Regions from separate parts of the Homo sapiens genome. Here regions 2 and 3 are each linked to region 1. Evidence: chromatin contacts called from ENCODE Hi-C or POLR2A ChIA-PET data. All regions are on one chromosome and are shown on one strand. Each heading gives the region's core, a stretch centred on a gene start or an enhancer-like site at or near the end of the contact. The rest is flanking DNA. Distances are from core to core; before and after follow the strand shown. Region 1 has its middle 87 kb from the start of PREP. Region 2 has its middle 79 kb from the start of LINC02836. Region 3 overlaps PREP (prolyl endopeptidase).

The links. Hi-C counts contacts between places; a loop is a spot of excess contacts on that map. ChIA-PET counts read pairs that join two places held with the same protein, here RNA polymerase II (POLR2A). Pooled maps may share reads with other maps.
Region 2: POLR2A ChIA-PET joins it to region 1 with 10 read pairs in Panc1. The contact joins two enhancer-like sites. A Hi-C loop is called at or near these places in 1 of 168 maps with a recorded cell type or tissue (Caco-2), 11 of 37 single-sample maps with no recorded cell type and 7 of 50 pooled maps. POLR2A ChIA-PET finds 5 or more read pairs at or near these places in 4 of 52 experiments (GM12878, Panc1, T-cell and 1 more).
Region 3: POLR2A ChIA-PET joins it to region 1 with 10 read pairs in T-cell. The contact joins two enhancer-like sites. POLR2A ChIA-PET finds 5 or more read pairs at or near these places in 2 of 52 experiments (CD8-positive, alpha-beta T cell and T-cell).

Annotation. Positions count from the first base shown.
Region 1 is chr6:105,487,891-105,492,785 of GRCh38, reverse strand. No RefSeq gene overlaps it. Among named protein-coding and RNA genes, the nearest start is that of PREP, 87 kb to the right of the region's middle. Within about 2 kb of position 3,430, at least 2 of the 41 ENCODE cell types and tissues checked have a DNase peak (open chromatin) inside an H3K27ac peak, as active enhancers do.
Region 2 is chr6:105,551,417-105,555,692 of GRCh38, reverse strand. No RefSeq gene overlaps it. Among named protein-coding and RNA genes, the nearest start is that of LINC02836, 79 kb to the left of the region's middle. Within about 2 kb of position 2,317, at least 3 of the 41 ENCODE cell types and tissues checked have a DNase peak (open chromatin) inside an H3K27ac peak, as active enhancers do.
Region 3 is chr6:105,370,418-105,375,245 of GRCh38, reverse strand. It overlaps PREP (prolyl endopeptidase), which reads left to right. Exons shown (of 15, transcript NM_002726.5): 5 at 1,668-1,877. Among named protein-coding and RNA genes, the nearest start is that of PREP, 30 kb to the left of the region's middle. Within about 2 kb of position 2,730, at least 5 of the 41 ENCODE cell types and tissues checked have a DNase peak (open chromatin) inside an H3K27ac peak, as active enhancers do.

The DNA.
Region 1 (4,895 bases), core at 2,181-4,680:
AAAGCCAAATCTTCATGTTGGTCATACCAACTGTTTTCCAGTATTCTACAAGGGGTCTTAGGACCTCACTGTCCCCCACCCGGACAGGGTCATGTATCCTAGACCTTGCATTCAGCCACACACAGGTTCTGGTTGCAGAATAAACTAAAATGTAGACTGGATCAAGACCTATAGGACATACTTCCTGGCTTTGCTAACTTTGTTGGCCTTCATCTCACCTCATATTACCATAGTCCACATGCCTGGAGATCCTACAGATCTCTTACTGATGAAAACTATACAGAAACCATGGCTTCAGCCAGTAATTCCCCTAATCCTCCTTTGGCAGTCTCAGAGGGCAGAGGACACATCTACGGTATCTTCCCAAAGGCCAGTGAAAAAACAGTTGATCAGTTGGTAAGACTCAAGCCCTAGTGGAGACACTACAGGCACCAAGTACAAAAATAATCCCTTTATAAGAACTCAAAACCATTTATGTACAATTGGAATCCACTCTTACCCACTCACCCACCTATCTACACTGTTGAAGTCATTAAAGTGTGGCAATTATTAAAGGAATATATTTGTTTATAGAATTGGAAAGTGCTATGGTTTTATATTTTATTCAACGTACAATGGCTTTGTGGCTATGAATTAAGACAGTATGTAAGAAAACAGCAAGAAAACACAAATAAGGGCCTAGAAAATGTGTCCCTTTGCAGCATCTCAACATCACCAGCTCCCAGAGAAAAACAAGTGTACCTTTTGTGCGGGAGGAAAAATGTTTTAGTAGTGGTTATGAAGGTGATGCTTTCTGCCAGAACTCAGACTGTTCTTGAGTGCTCACCATCTCAGCCTACTCAGGCTTCTAAAGAGGTATAAGACAAAACCAGCACATGTACACCAAAATCCATCTGATCTTCAGCATCCCCAGCCTCTAGGTTGCTGGGGCTGTCATGGAGCCAACCTAGGTTTCCTTTCTGTAATAAACTGGGTCACCACTGGAGATAAGACCAAAGAACCAGTGGGTGAGGCTTGAAGCACCCCAAGCTGCCTAACCATCCCTTCAAATAGATGAGCCTCTTGGCCTTGTTTTTAAGAACTAGAGAAATCTGAGGGTCCTGCAGAAATTTTTTTACATTCAGATAGGAAGGGAAAAGCCTCTCAGGTAAACTGCCTGCCTCAGATCTTCTCTTGAAATGAAGACCTGGAAATAAAAATGTCCAGTGGTATAGGAAATATATCAGGAAAAAAAAAAAAAAAAAAAAATATATATATATATATATATATATACACACACACACACAGTAACTGCACATACAAAATACAATGTGTTGTATCCTGTCAAATTGACATCTTTGTTCATGTTCTTTAAACAATTTTTAAGTTTTCTGTTAACATTGTCCTAAAGCTGGTGTTTTCCTTCTCATCTCACATGTTGGTTTGTTTGTGGAGGCGCTTTCCCCACCTTAGAATGTATATTTAGCCAGGCACGATGGCTTATCCATGTAATTCCAGTATTTGGGGAGACCAAGATGGGAGGATTGCTTGAGCCCAGGAGTTTGAGACCAGCCTGGAAAACAAAGTGAAATCTCACATCTACAAAAAATCAAAAAATTAGTTGGGCACAGTGGCATGTGGCTGTTGTCCCATCTACGTGGGAGGCTGAGGCAGGAGGATCACTTGAACCCAGAAGGTTGAGGCTGCCATGAGAAGTGTTCACACCACTCACTGTACTCCAGCCTGAGGTACGGAGCAAGAACCTGTCTCAAAAATAAAATAAATAAATAAAATTTTAAAAAAGAAGGTATATTTTGCATTGGACCTCATGTCATTACTCATTTTCTATCTTTCTCTAGACCTTGGTGAGGACATTCTGTGATTTCGGAATATGTGCTTCACATAACACGTCATCTTATTTCATAAGTGCTTATCGTAGAAGACAGTTGAAAGCATAAAGAACAGAGTTCTTCAAATCCTCAAATGTTTAAACCTCAGTTTCTTCTATAACACCCAGGCCCACAGTACCGTGTCTGAAACCAACAGGGGGAAAAACAAAAATGTTATTCCTTGGATGTCCCTAAATGTGCCAGGGTTCATTTAGACCATCCTTTTGCACACATGTCCTCTAAATACATCTTAATGTGTGTTTATGTTAAGGTAAAAATATGGCCATTTGTTCAGCTTTACTTTGAAGGAGATCATAGAAGAAGTCTTTTTTTTTTTTTTTTTTTGAGACAGATTCTCCCTCTGTTGCCCAGGCTGGAGTGCAGTGGTGTGATCTCGGCTCACTGCAACCTCTGCCTCCCAGGTTCAAGCAGTTCTCCTGCCTCAGCCTCCCAAGTAGCTGAGATTACAGGAACCTGCCACAATGCCTGGCTAATTTTTGTATTTTTAGTAGGGACAGGTTTCACCATGCTGACCAGGCTGACCTCAAACTCCTGGCCTCGAGTGATCCACCCGCCTCGGCCTCCCAAAGTGCTGGGATTACAGGCACGAGCCACTGCACCCGGTCAGAAGAAGCCTATTTTGGCCTTCTAAAAAGAAGGCACTCACACAGTCACTTCAGTGAGTGAATGAAAACTATGAAAGGACATTTCAGAATAGTTTAATTATTGTCTTGATTCTTAACTCAGTGATTTTAGTACATGGTTCAGAAAAGGCTCTTGGTCACTCATCAGTCGATACAGTAGCAGCAGTGGGACCTTGACAGTGATAAGCCATGTCTCTCTGAATGTACACATCTACATAGGTATACACAGGGATATAAATAAACATATATGCCTGAATTGACCCATATCCACCCTCAATATCATGTGATTTCAAGAACACTTTGAAGACATTTTACTTCCTCAAGGATCTCCCCAGTAGCATAAGTTCCACAATCAGAGACTCATTCCTTTACCTTAAAGTTTCTTCTGTTATATTACAAATAACCCTGGGATAGTGCTAACATTGAGAACTGTGCCCCAGTGCAAGCAAAGTTATTGGATCCTCTGCTGAGAGCTGTGTTTGGTTTCCAGGAAAGCAGAAAGGACAGATGATACTGACTGCCCAGGGGACCCCAAGATGGGAGAAAGGAGACCAAGAAGAGAGGATAGGTTTGCTCCAAGACAATTCTCACAATTGTCCCTAGGGCCAGAATGGAAGACATGTTTCAAAGCAGAGATGACTTAGCTAGTGAAGTCAAAAGAGGCCTTTAATCTCAGGAACAAGAGAGAATGAAAAAAGAAATAGAAATGTCAATAAACAAGAGAGGTACACCTCTCTCTCAATGACCCTACGCCCTCTCCCTCAAAAGGCCTCTGCGTTTCTCTGACTTCTTGTTTGTGGGCCCCAAACAAGATCTAGTTGCTTTTTATACATTCAGATTGGCCATAGACCAAGGCCTGCATTTCCCTTGTTAAGAAAAGGAATTAAGCCCCAGATTGCAAAACATTTACAAACAAATGAGCTTGGAGTAAACTTTCAAAACTAGCCTTAGACAAAAGTGACAATTATAGATGGTCAAGATGGTGAAAGTGAAACCAAACAGGACAGAGAGAATAACAGGGTAGAATAGAACCCCCAGCCCCAGGTCCAAGAAGCCTGGACACTAAAGATGAAACATTTCTGATCCATTATTGGATCTGGCTGATGTTTCACTGTCTGAATGACAGGTCTCATCAGCAGGGTTTATGTGAAAGGAGATGATTTCAATTCCTCCTTTTATGGCACAAGGACTTTGGCAAGGTCACTTGACATGTCACGTGTGCGCCTCTCAGAATCTTCTCCAAGCATTTGTGAGAGACAGAACAGCAGATTTTAAATGTAAAGATTGGGCAAACTGTGCTGTGTCCAGGAAAATGCTGCCACGGTGGGCTTATTGTTGTCATTATGACCATTATTTTTCCGCCAACATCTTTCATTGCCTCTCGGTGTTTTTGTGAAACAAAAGAACCCAGCTGAGACTTCCACAAAGAAGAATGCAGGGAAAGGGGAAAGGGGAGAGAATACCTTGAGCAAGAATAGCTTGGAAGGAGCCAAAAGTGGAAAAGGAAGTCTAATTCTGTCCTAGTCCAGGGGGAAAAAAGTTTTTTGAGAAATGTAAACAAATCAGGAAATCCTGGCACTTACTCCAGTTCCGATCTGGGGAGACACACAGGTCCTTTCCCGAGGAGGGAGCTGCTGTTTGTGAATGAAATCCAGATAAAATTATTCATCGAGCCCTGCCAGCCCCACAGTTTCCAGCTTTCTTTTTGCCTATGGCATAGCTCAAATCTTAAAATAATAATAATAAAAAAACATATGCATGTTATTAATTCTCCATATTCAAATGGAAATTCAATGCTATCATAAATCTCTCTTTTCTAATGTAAATTCCATTCTTCAGCATGAAGCTACGGGAAAGCCATTGTATCTGAGTAATCTAAACTTGAAAGAGAATTTTTGTTAAACTAGTTATGATAGGAGAAACATGTTTTTCACCGAGTCGAAAGATTAAAGTTGGTTGTAAAAAGGGGTGGGGGACTGAAGGAGAATTATTGGTTGCTCAACTAATGATTAGATACAGAACTTCAAGGACAAATTAAGAGGCACAAAAGAAAGAGTCATGCAGATAAGTGAAAACAGTTTCAATGATATTAAATAAAAGATGCATTGTTTATGTTAGGTTGTAATCTCTATTCCCATATTCATCTAAACAACCCCCACCACCCCATTAGCTACCCCAGGTAAATTCCTAACTCCACTGCACAATGCATCTGCAGACTGGAGTAGTATCTACCGTTCCCTTTCTCACTGCCAGACCATCCTCCCTATCTCTAGTTTCACTATGTCTAAGCCCCTCTTCCTTTCCTTTTTTTTTTTGAAACAGAGTTTCACGCTTGTTACCCAGGCTGGAGTGCAGTGGCGTGATCTTGGCTCACTGCAACCTC
Region 2 (4,276 bases), core at 1,068-3,567, 64 kb before region 1:
GCAACAGAAGCTAAAACATTTTAAGTTTTGTTCTCAGTTCAGATTGGAAATCATTTTATTTAAATTATTTATTTGATTTTGGGGATACAAGTAAAAATACGTACCAATAAATAACCTGGAATATTGATATAATATCTAGAATCTAGATATAATGAAAACTTAGTTCAAGGTCACTTTAGGAAGGTGCAAACTGGCAAATCTGTGTCTCTACTCGTGTCCAGGGTTTCTCACTGGAGAATGAGCAGAAGTAGATTAATGCTGCAACATTAGAAACCTCTGCTAAAATGAAAATAGGGCCCAGCAAGACCTGCACTTTTTAGGGTATTACTACTTCTGTTTGTTTTCTGTTATCATACTGTATACATGACTATGCTTTAAAAAATAAATTAAAAAATAAAGCATAGTCATGGATCACAGTTGAACTGCTCTGAGGAAATGTTCTTCTCAAATTGAGAGCCTTTTAAAGCTACTTTATAAATTCCCCTTGTTCCTGCTTCATCCTCAAAGTCAAATGCCAGGTGCTGGACTAGGCACTGAAAATATTGCAATAATTAAGAAGTCCTCTGAACTCCAGAAAGATACAACTCTGTAAGGGAGGTGGGCCTATAAAGAAATAACTTGTCACTAGGGAGAAGTACAACTAGTATATGAATATTTGGAAATGAATTATGGCATCATCAGAATATAAGTGTTAACCTATCACCTGCATAAGCTTATCTCACAAGGTGTCCCGTGAGCTTGCAATGTGCAGATATCAGGGCAGCTCAGCCTCTGCTGCTCTTCTGCAGACCCCATCAGCAGAAACCCTCACTCCTGAGCATGCTCATGTGCCTGCTCACATAAAAGAACCACAAGACACAGCTTTTTTCCTTCCATGGGTAGAGAAAGACAAACTGAGTCACCTCTAAGACAAAATACAGGACAGAAGTTTGTCGTTGGCTTTTCCAGCCTGCCATTTCCAGGAAGTTTGGACGCAGAGACAGACACACATAGAGGAAGAAGGCCATGTGAGCGAGATGGCAGAGATTGGAGTGATGCATCAGCCAGCCAAGAAATGCCAAAGATTGCCAACCAACCACCAGAGAAGTCTGAAACAGTCTCGCTCACAGCCCTCAGAAAAAACCAACCTACTGACTCCTTCATGTTACACATCTAGCCTCCAGGAGTGAAATCAAACATTTCTGCTCTTAAAGTTGCTGGTTTGTGGAACTTCGTTATGGCAGCCCTAGCAAACTAATACATGCACTTTTACCAAACCTAGTTTTCCAGCCTTTCTGACAGTTTTTTTGAGCTACCCAATGTCCTTCTAATACATTCCTTTTCTTAACTTCTTGTTTACCCCTTAGGACCTTGATTGATTTTTTTTGTATCCATTTTTCTCTTTCTCTTTCTCAACAGTTTTAATGTCCACTTTAGGATTCACGTGGTTCTAGGGAAAATGACTTCACCCCAGGATCCTGGGTAGAGCATATGACTTCTGTTTAGCCAATCCACATAGTGATTCCTTTTCCAAGTAGGCAAGTTTCTGAAGATGACCCAATCACAGCGAAGTGCCAGGCCTTTTCTAGGAATGCTGAGGCAAAGATATTCTATCTTTCCTGCTGTACATAAAGATGCCTGAAGCCTAGCAATTCTGACAAGCCTGCCTCAAAGAGAAGTCAACCACACAAGACTAGAAACAAGGAAGGGAAGAAATCTGGTGCTTAGTGGTATCTTTGAACTGCTGGTTCAGGCCACACCTGAAGTCAGCTCTTCCAGTGGACTTGTCATCACTCGAGCCAGTCAATTGCCCTTATTTTTTAAGCTACGGGAAACAGATATTTTGCTCTCTCCAGCTAAAACCATCTGAACTTGAACTCCCCATTTATACTTTAAACATCATTCACAGGATGACATTTTAAGTCCAGAGGGGTTATCATCTAATTCCTGAGATGATGGTACTGACCCTGAAGGAAATAATACTATTGAGGATGAGGATGATGATGACGGTGGTGGTAGTGATGGATTTCACTTCCTAGCTGCCTACTGTGTGTGAGGAACATGTTGAAAGCTGCTGTGAAACAAACGCTGGACCTGGGTCTTGAATGGTACATTGAAGTGTGCTAGGCATTTCAGGCTTTTGGGGATGATAAGCGTCCGAAGCCAAGCTCACATTTCCTGTCTTCGTTTCCTGTGTCTTACCTGCTTGTGCCTGAGTCATGCAACACAGGTACAAATGGTCCTGTAATCATGGACCTGCACATTAATGGGAACAAAAGAAACAATAAATTCAGAGCTCTGTCTGCCCTGAGGGAGTGGGACTGGCCATAATTTCCTCTTTCCAGTGGGGTTTATGGTGTGCCCTGGCTACTGTGTACACTGAGTCATAACTCCTTCCCTTATCTCCTAGTACTTGTTCCTTATTTTGCGTGGTTGGACTTTTATTCTGGTTTCTCATTTGCACTCCAGTCTTTCGTTGTGGCTAAAAATCTCTGAATCTTTAGCCACTTGCCATTCAGGAGGCTCTTTGTAGCACGGAAAGACCTCCTTGAATCTGATTAAATCACCTCCACAGCCCCCACCCAGATATTCCTGCAGCCTTGCCTTTTGTAATCACTAAACTTGACTAAGCTGTTGATTCTGGCCTACCTCAGGTCTGAGCTTAGCCCTTGGCCTCTGGGATGGGGATCCCTGACTACTCTTCCCAGTAGAAAGCCTTGCTATTGTCAGGCTCTTTCTCCTACTACTTGCTCCTTTATCCGTGATTTCAGTCCTTTCCCTAGTCCAGCAAATGTCGCGGACAAAGCCAGATGGATTATGATACTCCTTCCATCTTCAGCCTCTCATAATTTTAGCTTTTCTTATCTCAGATCCTGGGAATCCAGTGTTCATTCTCTTGAAACCTCTCCATTTCCCTTGGACTTTCCCTGTAATATCAGCATTAGCGTGGGTCTCCTGTTGCAGAACGGTAATTCAACAGTTGCCTTCACCCCTCTACCCTGTAAGGGCCACAGTTTATTTTGCTTTGAGTTCCCCCGAACACAATTATTTACCAGTGAATTAAGGAATAAAAGTCTTTGAGTGCTGGGAATCAGAGAATAGATCAAATAAAAATGAGGATGTGAATGAAACATGTGAACGACACACCCAGAGGAGTGACATCTAAGGCATTCAAAATAAGAGGAAACCCAGATGTTGGGGAGGAAAATACTAGATGTATGTGAACATCACTGTGTGCAAAAAATGACCATTATAGTTAAACAGTGCGCACAGAAGCAGGAAAGATCATCCACAGAAATGCTGTCATAGACACTAGGAACAATGACATAAAAGAGGAAAAAAAAATTATGCCATTTTCATGCCAATCTCCTTCATTTCTATAAATTGCTTTATATTAAGAATATTATTAAATTTTCCTATATTAAATTCAAGTTTTATAGCAGTTTAGGATTATTTATAGCAGTTATAGTATGATCAAATGCTCAAATTTAATTAAAGAGACAATTATTTCAGTTACGTATTATATTCCATTGAGAAGAAATCATGCCCGGTATTGCAGAGGTAAATAAGGATGTCTACATGTAACTCCAAAGTGTGAGTACACAGGCCACAATCACATAATGCAGAATACAGGTATGTATCTGAGGATATGAAGTGCTGGAGGTGATATCCAGTTGAGTCAGAGAAGAGCCAGCTTCTGAGATTAGACAGAATTTAGACAGCAGACTTAGGGAAACTGCATCACTTAACTTGTGCAGTAAGCATGCTGGTTTCTATGCTATTTTAGTTTACCCTCACTTTTTCCCCTGTCTGCTACTATTAATCCCTTCTGGAATAAAACAAAGATCTTGGCATTCTCAACACAAGGTTTGGGACTCTGTGGAGACTGATACTTACCATATTTGGCCAACTTTTAACATGTTCCTTTCCCATGCTAAACACGCAGAATAAAATAAATATTTATCATTGACAGAGCCCCCTTTTCACTAGATTCATTCTTATAAACAGTTATCTAACTTGTTTTCTCCCTGGATTTGGGAAACTGGAAAGTTCTTGCTTTTCTTCATTGACTGCATCTTTGTTGGGAAGTCATTCCAGCTTTATTACAAAACAGAGTGACATTTCCCAGAAAGATGGAAAATATTTTGACCATTTGAAGCACTGTCACCTTAGCAAGATACCTCACTCTGTTTTTGCAATATCCACGTCTGGGTCAGGGTTTCAACTCTAAGACCCCACACCAGAAAAAAACGTAGGACTTGCAGATTCTGGCTTTCTTTGTGCTGAATCAGGAAAC
Region 3 (4,828 bases), core at 1,481-3,980, 120 kb after region 1:
CCCCGTTCCATCAGACCTGTGCAAAGACCCTTTTTTATACAAACACTTCTAACCATGATCCAGTCATTCGGTGGTCCACCTTCCCCTCCCTCTGAATAGGCTGTGTATATAAACAATGATCCTTTATCGAACCAGTATCGAAAATAAGACATCACCAGCTCAGATTCTTCCATGAATCTGAGCTTGTAGTTTTCAGTGAATTTAATACACTGGTTCTGTTGAAGTAACATATCCCATATAGGAATTCATTTAGTTTCCACAAGGATCTATCTTGCAGCCCATCCAGAGGGACAGGGTCTTAACTCCCACCCCGATAATGCATTCTTCTAGTGACTTCTTTATGGAATGTTTGCTATGGACAAAGCCTTGATGGGCGAGAAGCTAAATTAGGCATGAGACCTGCCTCAAACAGTCATTGAGTTTTCTAAGAGTGGTATTATAGGGAAGTTATCACAAAAGGAGTAAACATTCAGATTATTTTTGTAGTATATGATTTTTAAACATACTTTTCAAATCAAAATGTTTTATTTAAATTTTTCTGAAAATTTTCTGATATATATATATATATATATATATATATATATATATATATATATATATATATATATATATAAACAATTCAAACACTCCAGTGCTATGTAGAATAAAAGGTGAATATGTTTCTTTTTCCTATCACTTTCTAGACTCTTTTCTGCATTTACATACATATGAGCCTAGATACTTTATAGGACCTACAATGGTTAATGAGTAGGTTCTGTGAAATTTTAAACAAATGAAATTCCACGTAAAAGAATAGGAAACCTCTAATAATAGTTGAGCTTCTTAAAATTTTCATTACCCAATAACGTTTAGCAAACAGCCTAAGAGGAAATCTCTGGTGTCAGAGTCTCCAATAGGAGGTGTTGTATTGAATGCTTTACATACTTCATAATTAAAAAAGCTAATATGAAACACAAGTATTTGCCAGGAAACATTCCATAGTGATTAGAACATTCTGCCAGGGCCCTAAAGGACTGTACATGGCACGACAGTCTATAGACATGTTGCTTTTCCTTTCACAATTTCTTGTGGAATGTGCACTCCGGGCGCCTTCACTGCAAACCCTCAGGCTTTATTTACCTAGGCTTGTAATGGTCAGACAGTGTGGACATTGCACAGGTAATGCTTCAAAAATGAGGCTGTAACAAGGGATTTTAGATAATTTGGAATCAATCTCCCAAATTACCTAATGACTACAATTTAGTTCTATTATATGGTATGTGTCATAATTCAGTCATTACTCTAAAAGCAGTTTCCTTTTTCTCCTTATTCCCTTTAGAGTATAAATGAAATATGACAGAAGTCCCAGATGAGCTCTGCTTTTAACTGAACTGCCTATTGCATTATAAAAATTTCAAAATGAAAGCATTTTAGTAGGCATATAATCTAATATTTCATTTTATAGACAAATTAAGACCTGGAGAGGTTAGGAAGCTTGTCTAAGGTTATAAGGGTAATTCCTGTAAAACTTGGGCTGAGCCCCCGGGATTCCTCACTACCAGATTCCTATTCCTTTTATTGCCACATTCTACCTCCGTGTTATGAAAGAGAGCTTTGTTAGATGGCATAAAGGACCGTGGAGTTGTGTTCCGTGTTTGTCACTGGATGATTTCTCCTGTGTCCCATAGGTTATGCGTTCAGCGAAGATGGTGAATATTTTGCCTATGGTCTGAGTGCCAGTGGCTCAGACTGGGTGACAATCAAGTTCATGAAAGTTGATGGTGCCAAAGAGCTTCCAGATGTGCTTGAAAGAGTCAAGTTCAGCTGTATGGCCTGGACCCATGATGGGAAGGGAATGTTCTACAACTCATACCCTCAACAGGATGGAAAAAGTGATGGTGAGTGAAGACTTCAGATGAAGCACATTTTTCACAAAATGAAGTGTGACTTCAAGTGACTGAAAAGAGATGCTGAACCCTACATAGAGGTTGTGTGGTCCAGAACCATGTTTCCTCAAAGGATGTTGTATCAGTTGGCTTTGCTGTGTAATAGACCCCACCAAAATGTAGTAGCTTAGAATAATAAACATTTGTTTTTGCTATGAGCCTATGGGTTGGCCAGGTAGTTCTTCTGGCCTTGGCTGAGTTCTAACATGTATCTGTGGTCAGCTGCAGGTTAGTTGGTTCATCTTGGCTTGGCTCTTTTACATTTCTGGGCCCTCAGCTGGGACGACTAGCAGACTAGCCTGGGCTTGCTCACATGGCAACTCAGTAGAATTGCAAGACGGGGAGCTGAATGACACAGCCTTCTTAATGCCTAGGCTTGCTCCTGGCACGTCAGATTTGCTGCATTCTGTTGGCTAAAGCAAGCCAGAGGGCCAGCCCCTTTTCAATGGGTGGAGAAATAGATACAGGGAACTGCGGAAAAATGAGATCATTATTACAATCAATCAGTCCCTTATAGATGTGTTATATCTCCTAAGGAGATTATGGAGAAGGTGAATTTTTAAACCGAACCAAGCTATTTGATTATGTTGAGTGATTATAAAACTTTACTGCTACAGTAATCGCATATTCTCCTCTGATCAGAAGTTATAGGTCACCTGTTGGTTGCCATTTATCTTGATACTTTTCTCCTTGTTACTTTCTGGACACACCTTTATTGTTCTTCTCTTTAATTGCACAAAGATCCTGTTGTGTTCAAGGGGTTCCTCCCTCTTTGCTCCTTCACTTCTAAATTTTCCCAGGCAGGAAGGGCTATGTACCTTGTACCTTACTGGTACAATGTGTCATTTTCTTCCTTTTGCTACCCCACATTTCAACGTGGTATGTAGCATTTTCTTGTTATGTTGGTTGGTCTTTACAGGTAAGTTTTACAATCCCTGTGTTAGAGATTAGGAGCTTGGGCACAGAGGCTCAGTAATTTGCTGGAGGGCTGGGATCTGGCAAGAAGCACAGCTACTCCAGTGCTTTCTGCTGTACCTGTTGTCCCCTTATCATGACTTGTTGTATCTTTGTCATCTTTAAATATCCTTGCTTTCTTTTCTGTTTTTTTTTTTCCCCCACAATTGAATTGAGAATAAGGCTACAGTGTTTTTCATCTCTTGGCTATGTTTAGCTTTTTCTGCCTTTTGATTAGGCTACATCAAGACCTTTTTTATAAATTCGCCAATGAATTACAAGATGAGCTAAAAGTAGGTTTTTTATTCAAGGATGTTGGCTAAAGAAAGATGTCTGCGCTCTGGAAACGAAATTAGCTGCTTGTGTTAAGAGTGCCCCAGAGTTAGAAAATGTTAGTTATTTCCACCTTCTGGGAAACAAAAAAAGTATAACTGGCCAATTCATGTTAGAGAACGTTATTACATTAACTTGTAAAAAACAAAAGTTATTATTTACCATCAGCTTTCAGTGGCACAAAATAATAATAATTAGTAATTGTGATAGATATAAGAAAGCCAACATCTCAGTAGCCTCTCAGACTGTGATGGGAGCCTTACAAATGAAGCTAAGCAATTCCTACCATGTGCTTCTTACCAGTGTCCCTGAAAGCTCAATGACAATCACTTAAGTGCCATGAAGCTTTTTTTACATTCTGGTATTATCTTATGTTTTTCCCTCCCTTGCCCTGAAAGCTTGGTACGTCATCATAATGAAAAAAAGAAGTTCAGCCTCAAAGAAGCCTCCAAAATCAGCAAATATGAGTTAATTACTTTCAGTTTGATATTCAACCAATGCTTAACCTTTTTTTTTTTTTTTTTTTTTTTTTTGAGATGGAATCTCACTGTGTCACCCAGGCTGGAGTGCAGTGGCGTGATCTCAGCTCACTGCAACCTGTACCTCCCGGGTTCAAGTGATTCTCCTGCCTCAGCCTCCCAAGTAACTGGGACTAGTTAGCGCCATGCCTAGCTAAATTTTTTTTGTATTTTTAGTAGAGATGGGGTTTCACCATATTGGCCATGCTGGTCTTGAACTCCTGACCTTGTGATCCTCCCACCTCGGCCTCCCAAAGTGCTGGGATTATAGGCGTGAGCCACCACGCCTGGCCGATACTTAACTTTTTAAAAAGTAAAGTTTAGTTTTTAGAACAGTTTTAAGTTAACAGCAAAATTGAGAGGAAAATACAGAGACTTCTCATGTGCCTCCTGCCCCCACATATTCATTTTACCTCTCTTATTATGAACATTCCCCACCAGAGTGGTACATTTGTTTTTCATTGGTAAATCTACATTGACACATCATTATCACCCAAGTTCATAGTTTACTTTAGGGTTTGATTTTGGTGTTGTACATTCTGAAGGTCTGAACAAATGTATAGTGACATGTATCCAGTGTTGTAGTATCATACAGAGTAGTTTCCCTGGCCCTAAAAATCCTTTGTCTTCTAACAATTCATTCCTTTCTCACCCCAATCTTTGGCAGTCACTGATCTTTTTACTGTCTTTATAGTTTTGTCTTTTCCAGAACATCCTGTAGTTGGAATTAGACAGTATGTAGCCTTTTCAGATTGGCTTTTTTCGCTTACTGATAATACATTTAAGTTCCCTACAGGCCTTTTCCCAGCTTGATGGCTCATTTCTTTTTAGTGTTAAATAGTCATTGTTTGAATGTGCCACAGTGTATCCATTCACCTACTGAAAGAATGCTCAGTTGCTTCCAAGTTTTAGCACTTATGAATAAAACTTCTGTAAAAAATCTGTATGCAGGTCTTTGTTTGGACACAAGTTTTCAACTCCTTTGGGTAAAGGAGCATGACTGTGGGATCATGTGGTTAAGAGTCTGTTCAGTTTTATAAGAATCCTCCAAAACTTCCAGAGTGGCTACACCATTTTGCATTCCTGCCAGCAATGAAT